Regions from separate parts of the Homo sapiens genome. Here region 2 is linked to region 1. A link is a contact called in ENCODE Hi-C or POLR2A ChIA-PET data. All regions are on one chromosome and are shown on one strand. Each heading gives the region's core, a stretch centred on a gene start or an enhancer-like site at or near the end of the contact. The rest is flanking DNA. Distances are from core to core; before and after follow the strand shown. Region 1 overlaps DCLK1 (doublecortin like kinase 1). Region 2 overlaps DCLK1 (doublecortin like kinase 1).

What was found. A loop is a pair of places that touch in the nucleus more often than their neighbours do. ChIA-PET counts read pairs that join two places held with the same protein, here RNA polymerase II (POLR2A). Pooled maps may share reads with other maps.
Region 2: a loop to region 1 is called in a pooled map of heart left ventricle, with 2.9 times the contacts of the local background. The contact joins two enhancer-like sites. A Hi-C loop is called at or near these places in 4 of 168 maps with a recorded cell type or tissue (dorsolateral prefrontal cortex, heart right ventricle and posterior cingulate gyrus) and 5 of 50 pooled maps. POLR2A ChIA-PET finds 5 or more read pairs at or near these places in 2 of 52 experiments (activated B cell and activated CD8-positive, alpha-beta memory T cell).

What each region holds. Positions count from the first base shown.
Region 1 is chr13:35,837,707-35,843,501 of GRCh38, reverse strand. It overlaps DCLK1 (doublecortin like kinase 1), which reads left to right. Exons shown (of 17, transcript NM_001330071.2): 7 at 4,326-4,410. Among named protein-coding and RNA genes, the nearest start is that of LINC00445, 140 kb to the right of the region's middle. Within about 2 kb of position 3,426, at least 5 of the 41 ENCODE cell types and tissues checked have a DNase peak (open chromatin) inside an H3K27ac peak, as active enhancers do; they include dorsolateral prefrontal cortex and heart right ventricle, where a contact is called at or near this core.
Region 2 is chr13:35,871,866-35,877,660 of GRCh38, reverse strand. The region is part of intron 4 of DCLK1 (doublecortin like kinase 1); the gene reads left to right. All of the region lies in intron 1 of LOC105370163 (a long non-coding RNA gene), which reads right to left. Among named protein-coding and RNA genes, the nearest start is that of LINC00445, 180 kb to the right of the region's middle. Within about 2 kb of position 2,765, at least 5 of the 41 ENCODE cell types and tissues checked have a DNase peak (open chromatin) inside an H3K27ac peak, as active enhancers do; they include dorsolateral prefrontal cortex and heart right ventricle, where a contact is called at or near this core.

The sequences.
Region 1 (5,795 bases), core at 2,177-4,676:
TGGTTAGGGTTGTTATGTCAGCTTTCTCACTTACTTCAAAAAGTGTGATATGTTCTCCATCTGTTATATGATCCCAAGCTCAATAGCTACACTTAGGATGTGTTCTTACTTAGGGCAGTGCTTTTATGAAGGTGTGCCATAAAAGCATCCAGGTGCCAGCAACCTGCCCAAATGGTTCCCATTAAATCTGCTTGGGGGTGATAACATTTCAAATGTCACAATATCTCTCAGAGCAGCTAATTGCCCTAAATTCTAAAATAACTGTACGTTTTGTACTGTACACCCAGATGCCTTGGAATTAGCGAATTGAAGCAAACATAAAATCTTGTTGGCATGTGGACTATAAAATGGTTTATCTGCTCAGAAAAACCAAAAAGGTAAATTGATTCCATTTACAAGCAATGAAAAAATATAGGTGGGCTTTTCAGCATCCGTTGGTTGTAAACAAAGGCTGGTTAATCTCATTAAGTTAATTCTAAAGAGCAAGCACTTACACATTTTGCCTTTACTATGTTCGAAATCCTTTCGTTGGACTTAAGGATAATAATAGAAATGTTCCAGCAGGGTCTAAGTTAGTCTATTTAGGTGGTTTAGTGAAGAATTGGTGGATTACCCAAAGAGCCATCCTGATTACTGAAATGGCTTCAACTGGTAGACAGAGCAAAAACATTAGGAGACCAGATCAGAATCTAAAAGATAACAGACTGGAAGGATATTAATGTAATAAAGATGACATTTAACGTGAGGAAGTGTGAAGTCCTGGACTTGGCCCAGGACAACCTTTCAAACACACACCAGGGAGACATGACATAGCTGTGGGCTCATTGTAAAGGTGAAATGCTATGGCCTCATCCACATAAGCCAGTAAGATCTTGAAGTGAATTAATATTCTATTCATGAGAAAGAAAACCCTATCCTTCTCTGCTTTGTGCTAGTCAGAGCACACCCAGAATATTGCATTCACTTTCAAGCACCAGGTTTTTTTTTTGTTTTTGGAGAGACAGGGTTTCACTATGTTGCCCAGGGTGGTCTTGAATTTGTGGGCTCAAGCAAGCCTCCTGCCTCAGCCTCCCAAAGTGCTTGGAAGACACAGACGGAGACCAGTAGCTATTTTCAAACACCTAAAAGCACTGTCATGTGAAAAGTGGATTAGACCTGTACTGGGCAACTCTAGAAATCAGAGATAGGACCAATAAATGGCAAACATGGAGGGACATAATTTCAACATAACTTACAGAAGAACTTCTTTTTTTTTTTTTTTTTTTTTTTTTTTGAGATGGAGTCTCACTCAGTCGCCCAGGCTGGAGTGCAGTGGCGCGATCTCGGCTCACTGCAAGCTCCGCCTCCTGGATTCACGCCATTCTCCTGCCTCAGCCTCCCGATTAGCTGGGACTACAGACACCCGCCACCATGCCTGGCTAATTTTTTTTTTGTATTTTTAGCAGGAGAACTTCCTTTATTTTGCCTCCCATTAATGATGAAGGGCTGCCTCAGGAAGTAGTATGTTCAGTACTAGAAGTATTTGGACAGAGGCCATCTGACCACCCACTGGGATTTCTGTAGGGGGCATTTGGTCTCTGAATGGAAGTGGGGCAGAATAGGTAATATTTAAGGTCCATCCCAGTCCCCCAAACTCTTTGAATCAGCGGATGGTCACCATCTTGGAAAAGTATTTAGTATTAACTATCTTACTTCTTTGGGAAAAAAGAGATAATACTATTAGAAGTTTAATACATTTATTTTACTGTCTTTGAGCATAATAAATAAAATGAAAGCTTTCCATTTTCAGAGAACTCTGTATGACCGTAAGTACGTTTTTCTCTTGACTGCCCATCATCTGTTACTCTCAAGCAGCAGAAAATTTGAAATGACTTGGGATACATTTTCAGAAACACAAAAATACAGTTGTAACATTGAAAATAAGCAGTTATAAACATAAGCAAACTTGTCTTAACCCTACTTTTTTTTCCTTTTTTTTTTTCCACCAGAGCCTAAAATCCTTGAGAGATTTTTGTTCAGAAAGCAGAGAAAACCCAGCTGGCATTGTGACAAGCATTCAGGGATCAGCCATTTGGTGGCACTGTTAAATCCAATTCATTAGTTGATAAGGCGGTTGAGTGAAAGCCCACAAGTTTATAGAATGTTACAGTTTAAAAGATGTTTTCATGTACTATGGGTCAGAGCTCTGTATCGAGTACCTGATGTTCTTACTAAAAGAACAAGCTTTTGGGACTGAGTGTCTAAATTGTGAACATCTTTGCTAGGAAACATGCTACTGCTCTATTAATTTGGTGAAAGAATGTGTCTTTGTATTCTAAATTTAAAACGCCACGTGACAAGGCAGCACCTGCTAGCCTAAACCACACCATGTGTCTCCATTATGAAATACCATTTGTGCTGCTGCTGGAAGAAATTCAAGGTCCAGAAAGCCCAGAAGAGAAGGTCTACATTGTAGACATTTACTTAGTGCTTTTCTGTTTGGAACACCATTATGTCTGCAGCAAAAACAATGACCCAGAGGATGAAGGATCTCACTGTTCTGGAAAACACACACCTTCCCCTCAAATGTGGTTATGTTTATTTTCTTCGGTTATTGACATAATAAATCTGCCTTGTGTCAGCCTCATACTGCAATATTATAAACACAAGGTTTTCACAAAAAGATGTCCATCCATAAAAGTCAGCAGAGGGTGGCTTAGAAGCTCCTACATTTATAGTCCCTTCCACAGTGTGGGTTATGGGTACATAGTGTCACACTAAGAAAAACTCTGTGTCAAGGTGACAATCTCAATCCGTTTTTGTAGCCTGACATATGACAAATGTGTGCTGCTGGTTACAAAAGATAGAAAAACAGCTCAAGTCACCAGGCTTACTGAGGGGGGATTTTTATAGTATTGGAAAATAATGGGCACATTACACAAACTGTGTAGTATTCAGGGGTATACAAGGGTCATCTCTCAACTTTTAGCCTGTTCTGTAGAAAAGCAGGTGTACTATTGCTATTACTTTAACTTTCATCCCAATGGTGTCAACTGTGAGCTTTGATGAACCTGACCAATGGGACATGCTCATCTTAGTCACACCCAGGAAAACGTTCTGTGATGTTTGACTTAGATGGCTCTGCAGTGACTTAGGCAGCATTTCCCCAACTCTATTAATCTTTTTAATGAAAACTAAAATCTTTGAATCTCCTATGCAGGATACTGTAGACCATAATGAAATTACATCAAACCTCTTTCCTCCTACTTTGTACATACTTTAAGGCTGAATGGGTTGGGGAGGAGGTTGAAGGGAAACAGGTAAGCAGAGGAAAAATAGGTCAGCTTTGCTTCTCGCCACCTCTTCATTATTAATTCAACTACAGATGCTCTTTCCCTTCTCTCTGCTCCACAGACAGCCGGCACCATGAGCCAATGCCGCCCGCCCCCTCACCGCCTCCTGCTCCCATCAGGCCAACCAAGTGGATAAACCCAGGGAAACAGAAGGAAGATCTTTTAGGACAAGCTGTGTTCACTATTTAGAAATAGCATTGAAATGTGCAAATTGTTTTCTCAGGAAATAGATGCAGAGATGGAAACATTCATTGTTAAAGTACTGCCCCATAGCCAATCATAATATTAAATATTTGGTACTGTTTTTTCCTCTGAGCTCTCTCATACAGTTGTTACCCTGTTTGCTTTCATGGATCTTGGGTCAAAAATCAAACAAAATTACAAGGCCTAGGCTTTTATTGTTGTCTTTACTTCAGACTTATTATGTAACGTTTAACAAACCAATAACCTACTCAGTGCTTATGTTTTGATCTCAAGATGGAAATGACAACCCCACTCTTTAACCTTTCTCCTAAAGTTGTGGTAAGGTGGAGCATTTAATTTTTTTAAGGATATTTTATAAAAACAAACTGAAGAGAAATGTTTTCTGTCAGAAAAATAGAAAAAATAGTGGATGGGATCAGTATAGTGCCACATTTGAGGGCCATTTGCCGATAGTCTGTGGAAGAGTGAGGTGAGATGCCTGAACTCTGCCAAACCCAAACAGCGAGCTAAAGGACCCCGATTTTGAGCAAAAGGAATAAGAAGTCACGGAACATTCAAGTTCACAATAACCAGCTTGATCCTGTTATCACAGTCTATTCTTGGTTAATAGGGAGAGAGGGAGATGTGGCCCCAGTTGAATATGCTGAAGGCGTCTTTTTCCAAGTGTTAAGATCAAATCCTCCCTAGCATGGGCAAAGTTTTCTCCTGAGATTCCGGGCTGGGCATGGTCCCTGGAAACTCAGGCATTCTGACCCAGTTTTTGAATTACCGGTTTCTGTTCCCCTACAGAGCTCTCAGCATGGCGGCTCCTCTACGTCACTTGCGTCCACCAAAGTCTGCAGCTCGATGGATGAGAACGATGGCCCTGGAGAAGGTGATGAGCTTGGGACTTGGTATCTGAGGAGGCAGAGGATGGGTTGGCTAAATTTACTCCAAGAAACTGTGGCTTCTCAAGCGGAATGACATGGACAAGGCTGAGCAGCTCCTGAGGGTCAATCACAAGGGGATAGGGTTGAATATGGTGCCCACCAGGGATTGGTATCTGCTCTGTGAGAATGGGAAGGGGAAGTTGGCCCATTTCGGAGACATTTCCCATCCTCTGAGGGCATATGTATCCTAAGAAGGCCAGCTATTGCCTGCTTTGGAAATAAGAGGGGATCGCTGGGATCGTGGCTGCTTTTGTTTTCCCAAACTCTGTTCACTTTTAGTGTTACTTTAAGTGAACAAAGGCCAAATTTAAAGACAATTTATTCTTTTGACTGTTGTAGTCTCACAGATGTACTCTAAATTAAGTGAACTCAATACATGAAATATGGTTTTACAAAAAGAATTGGTGGAAATTGCAAAAATATTCTTGAGGTAATTCACTGCAGAATGTCTCTGTGATGTGGTCAAATGATCAGGATTCCAGAAATGACTTTTTCACTAACTCACTGGATTGTTTTGGACAAGCATTTTCAACTCTCTGCGTCTTACTTCCTCTCCTATGAAATGGAGATTGTGAATCACACCTATTTCCTTCCTGAAGGCTGTTACCAGGTTCAAATCAACTGTGGGGAAGTATTTGGAAAAGATAAAAGTGATACCATCAAGCCACTGTTAAGGAATCTGCTTCTCTTACTTGTTTTAAATGATATGATTTAATTTTTTTTCCGAAAAAAGTACCCTTTGGGAAGTGCTTTTATTATATTCAGTGAAATATGTGATTTACAGTATAATTATTTTCTGACTACAATGCAACTTCAGAATTTTTTGTATTTCCAGAAATATGAAATTCAGCCACATAGAAGTCTCATTTGTTCCAAAGTGTTTTGTATCCTTTGAATGAAATGAAATGGTTCTTGATTTAAGCCTTTGGCTAAGCCTTTTTTTTCTTTTCTTTTCTTTTCTTTTTTTTTTTGAGATGGAGTCTCGCTCTGTCTCTCAGGCTAGAGTGCAATGACACTATCTCAGCTCACTGCAACCTCCACCTCCCAGGTTCAAGCAATTCTCCTGCCTCAGCCTCCTGAGTAGCTGGGATTACAGGCGTCTGCCACCATGCCCAGCTAATTTTTGTATTTTTAGTAGAAATGGGATTTTTCCATCTTGGGCAGGCTGGTCTCAAACTCCTGGTCTCAAGTGATCCAACTGCCTCGGCCTCCCAAAGTGCTAGGATTACAGGCATGAGCCACCACACCCAGCCTGGCTTAGCCTTCTTAACCAAAAGTGAGGAAAGGTACCTTTTATGAATAGTCAAGGAAAAAAAATCCCAAGCCACGT
Region 2 (5,795 bases), core at 1,516-4,015, 35 kb before region 1:
CTGAATTTAGAGTTGAGATATATTAAGAGGCCTCTGCCTAAGAGTGCTTTTATGCTGGTTGGTTTCAAAAAAGAGACTAGAAAAGTAAAACCATTTCTTGTTCAAAGAGTATTCCCTAGCCAACATGCAGCATGTCACCAAGGCTGTCTAGACACTCAAGGGACTTCACCTATGCCTTGTTCAAGATTCTCCAGAAGGTCTAAGTAGGCCCCTTTGAATGCATGATCACTATGTGAGCTCAGGTGAGCCACTGGTGTCTTTGGTGGAATTCTGCAACCGTTTCTATTCTTCAGCACCTTCTATAACACTTCAGCCTACCTACCAACTGTTTCTGAGTGGGGGGAGGATCTTTCTAAGTGGAGGTTCTCCTGCCACCGGGAATGTGGCCAAAGAATATGTTCCACCTCCTCCTTATACATCACCATCTGGGCTGTCTCTCTAAATCTGTCCATCAAAGAATGCCCATTTCAGGAGTTCATGTCCTGGGTGAAGGTGAGAAACATTTAACTTCTATAAATCCCCAAAACATTTGTATAGATCGTGTGGGGAATGATACTTTTCACCTCAGATGAATGTAGGGACTAAATAGAGCAGAGATTTAATTCAATGTTGCTTACTTGCTTGCCTGCTGTGGGAGGTTCAGTCATCAGAGAACCAGTTCATGAGTTTGGTCTGATTTCCTGTCCTTTGGGTAGGCTGCAATCTTTAGGAGCAAGAGAAATTACCATCTGTTAGCTTCCTTCAAGTGGCTTACCTACAGTCCTTCGGTGTCATCTTTCTTAAGGAGAGTCTGGGTCATCCAGTTTCTCCACCACCAAAGGAAATACAGTCCTCTTAGAGAATTGGTCAGTGAAATATAGGGGTGCCAAGAAACATCAGAGTAAAGAAGTGATGGCCCCCAAAGGCAAATGCCCCCATGTGAGAGGGGGAATGGAAGGCACTGCTTTCTTCCTTGCCTGAGGCTATGAAAATGTCCTTTGTGTCAACAAAAAGGTTTTCTACATTACTGGCCATTTAGGTCATATTATTCACAATGTTTCAAAATTGTGGTTATCAGCTGATGTAGATTTTGGCATTCTCTCTGAAGCCATGCAGCATTTGTTCCTCACTGCATTTTCACCATTATAAAATACAATTCCTATTTAAATTAATTAAAACATGGAAAATCTAAACTTTATTTGGAAAGATGGTTGGAGTTTTTGTTTTTGTTTTTTATAATTTACGGCTTGGCACTGCAATATTCTTCAGCTGGATTTATGTTGACCCATTTTAGAAAACGTAGTTACTATAAATCTGTTGTTGTTGTTTCTGTTTTTGTTATTCAACCCAAGCCTTTGGAATTATTCTAATCCACAATATGACTCATGAAGTATCACTCTTATCCTTAAGGCAAGTGGTCCAAGAGTTGAAATATTTGTAATTATCTTTCAGACTCCATGATCCTCCAAGCTATTACTTCATTATAACTCCATTTCTGAAAGACAGTTTGTTTCTCTTTTTTTCTGATATACTAAACATTTGATAGACAGGTAGCTTTCATATCTTGAATTTCTTATTTAATGTTGATATGAGAACAGTTGCTTGCAGTTCTTCCCCTGATGCACCATCACCCATTTGTCTGCCCCTGACCATGGACACCGATAGACATTTCCCAGGCTTTCGTCACCATGGAACAGCTTGCTTAGGCCACAGCATCAGATACTGGGGGTAGTGAGGAAGCCACCAACCCAAGAGAGTTGGGTTCTGATGCAAGTCATTTCATCTCTCTGAGACTCAGTTTTCTTGGGTGTACAATGAGAGTTTGGGTTAGTTCAGTGAATACCAAGAGTTCACACAAGTAGTAACAGGATCAGCAGCAATTTGGGCCGATATTTATCGAGCAGCTACTTCATGCTTTTTAATATGGCAGGGACTAGTTAGTATCCAATGGAGTATGGGAGTGGGGAGACGGACTAATAAATGAATAATTCTGACTGATTAATAATATGGTGAGAACTCAGTTCAGGAGAAGCAAGGGAAGCTTTGGAAGCATGATAAGAGGCCACAAGTTTTTCCAATATTTCAAAAACTTAATGAAATACCTACATTTCTTCTGATAAGAAGAGCTGCCTCACAGAAATACCAAGTTTCTTTTTGGTACTTGGAAAAGTGTCAACTGAGTGTGGTAAGATTGGTTCTATTATGGTGTCCTGGATTGCTGGTTGGTAGTTATAGCCACAGCTAGCAACTCTGGCACCTGTGCCAAACAGCATGCCATGAACCCTAAAACCAACTTTTAAATTCACATTGTGGATCACAGATGGATATTATGAACAATGTGTACCATCTGTTAGCTTTCTATCTTAACTATTCATTCTTGCTAACTAGATGCTGAGCTTTTAAAATCATTGTTTTAAATTTATGTGACCTCTGAATGTTCATAACCTGGGACAAAAAGTTCTGGTCATCTGCCCTCATGATCATCTTGATTTTTATTTAAAATGAGAAAATTGAATGTTACTTAACAACAATGTGTTGCATAAACTAACATTTTTCAAACATGAGGTCCATGAAATAAAAATTAGCAAAAAGAGGCCTCACTGGTGAAAAGACTCTATGCACCATTACCAGATGGTAAAGGTTTTGAGTTCCAAAACTTTGTATTGTTCTCCATCATGCCTGCAGCTCTCGATGCTTGGCACGTAGTGGCCACGTGATAAAAATGTACGAGGAAGCATGCCAATGGGCCGGCGACATTGTGGCATTCCAGTTTGGTTGCTAGTGTACTTCCAAAAGGCTAGGCAGAGGCCAAAGCTAGGACAAACTCCAGGATGTGTTGTCAGTTGCATGGTCAGAGCCATGAGCTAATCTGAGATCTCCTTGGCACGTTCCAAAGCTCTGTTTTGCGAATCAAAATCTCCACGGACACCTTGGGCGTTATTGTCCCATGGGAACGGTCCTGGTTTTCCTATTGTATTTTCTGACGTTGTTAATGTTGTTTCTTGGTTACTCCTATCTTTTAATTTTTGTCAATATTCCTGTATGTATAGATTTTTTTCTTTTTTTTAAAAAACAGAAATATCTTGCAGGGTCACTGGGCAGGCCAGAACAGTGACAGTGGCCCAAGTAACTGTTGGGGAAGACTGGGCAGGCTCTGTAATGCCTTGATTCATTTCTCTTTGCTTTGGGCTATGAAAACAAGTGGAGGAAGAAGAAATATCACAAGGCAGAATTTGCTTCCTCTTCTTTTTTAATATTCCCTCTTCTTTTCCCCCATTTCAATTCATGAGACTCTCTAGGACACACTCTCCTCCATGACTTATCTCCTGTTTGTAGTCTTATAACATCTGTATTTCATATAAACTCACATCTTTTCTTACTAAACAATTTAAACTACTTTGTTAGTTTAGATGTTAGAAAAAAATAGGAAACGATGTTTATATAAAGCAATTCAGAATATATAAGAGAGAGAAACATGTTTTGAATTTAGAAAATTAGAAATTGCGTGGATAGGGAAGAAAAATTTTGAAGTCAGGCATCAGAATGAGATCTGGAATGATTATGAGTTCTTTGTTACTAAAGCGTAAAATGGGATTTAAAATATATAATGGAAAAGTTAAAGTAGTTTAATTTAAAACTACTATACTAAAAAGGTTCACCACATTTGAAAAGCTAACATATTTCAACAACTACCTACAATGATAAATATTTATAACATGATAGACTAAGTGTTAAACTTTCATATAGAATGCACTCTTACAAACCAATAAGAGAAAGTAGGACATAAATAAGTAATTGCAAAAGAAGAAATCCAAATGGCTAATATGCGTGTGGGAAAAATGTACAACTTTACTGGCAATCAAACCAATTCAGATTTCAAGAAAGGAAATCCAATATTTGTTTAGAAATTGGCAAAGATTTTTTGAAAATGTAATACCTAACCTCAGTGAGGGACCCAGCAAATGACCACTCATTGTCTATAAAAGTACAATTTGAGGCCGGGCATGGTGGCTCACACCTGTAATCCCAGCACTTTGGGAGGCTGAGGTGGGTGGATCATTTGAGGTCAGGAGTTTGAAACCAGCCTGGCCAACATGATGAAACCCCACCTCTACTAAAAATACAAAAATTAGCCAGGCATGGTGGTGGGCACCCTGTAGTCCCAGCTACTTGGGAGGCTGAGGCAGGAGAATCTCTTGAACTCGGGAGGTGGAGGTTGCAGTGACCCGAGATCACGCCACTGCACTCCAGCCTGGGCAACAAGAGCGAGACTCTGTCTTGAGGGGAAAAAAAAAAGTACAATTTGTTGGACTTTCTGGAGGGCATCATTCAGAGCTTTTAAGAAGTTCTCTTTGAACTCACCAAATCCACTTTGTTCAGCAAATTTTTTAATTTTAATTTTTTTATTTTTATTTATTTATGTTTTTGGGATCTTGGCTCACTGCAGCCTCTGCCTTCCAGATTCAAGTGATTCTCCTGCCTTAGCCTCCCGAGTAGCTGGGATTACTGGCGCCCACCACCATACCCGGCTAATTTTTGTATTTTTAGTAGAGGCAGGGTTTCACCATGTTGGCCCGGCTTGTCTCTAAAATTTTTTATTTAAGTTGGAAAATATAAAGAAGAAATTAGAATATAAGGAGTGACCTGACTTTCTATCAATAGGGGAATGATTGAATAAGTTGTGATATAAACATATTACAAAATATGATGCAGGGTTTAGAAAAACAGTTTTGATTGCTATGGGTTGACCAAGAAAGATGATTATAATATATAAGTATGGAAAATGTATAAAATATGTCGCTATCTTGCCATTTTTATAAAAAGCAAACAAAAACCTGGCTATGTATATATGTGTTTATATAAGCTTAGAAAAGCTATGGTAAGGTCCTTACACTATTAAAAATGTTAGTGATATTGAAGGGGAAAGAACAATATCACAAAGGTAGTGATATTGAAGGGGAAAGAACAAATAGCTATTGCTATTTTTTAAATTTTGAATTTATAATTTTTTAAAAAGAAAAGGGTCGGTAAATATTTTTGAGCACCCACAGTGTGCCCTTGGTTTCTGGCTACTAGAAACTAAATGTCAAGTGCCAGGGACTAAATCTGTCCTAAGGGAGTGATAGGATAACTGCACACTCATTTACAAAGGTGTCATTGAGTAATTATTTATAACAGTGAAATACTGAAAGCAAGTTAGATATTCAATAGTTGGAATTCGGTTAAGTAAATTATGGTATTCCATGCAGTCAGATGCTCAACAGCCATTAAATAACAGAGTGAAAATGCTCACAAGATACTGTATTGTGAAAAGGGTTGGTAACAGATCAACACATATGAACAAATCCTAATGCTGAAATATATAAATGCATAGACAAAAATTCTAGAAGTTTCTATACCCCCCTCCAAAAATAAAGTATCATTTGATCATGGGTTATTGGGGGTGTTTTAAAATATGCCTTATATTTTTCCATCTACAGTGAACATTGATTATCCTTACAAGCATATATTTTTTTGTTAATTATTAGAAGCAGTTTCTTAAGAACAAGATATGTGGGTTTGTACAGCATCATAATTGGTCAAGGGAGCTCACTAAGAGAGAAATAGAAAACTCTCTGCCATTTAAGATGTTCAGCATTGAATATAATGGACATGAACACTGAGAATTTAAATCTAATGAAAGTGAAGTTGTTTCTTATCCTCAAGCCACAAACCATTTCACAGACACAGTATAAAATCTGTGGCAGCTTCATGTGGTGGCACAGGCTGGCAGGATGCCCTTGCAGCAGGGAAATACCACCTCTTCACCAGTTTTA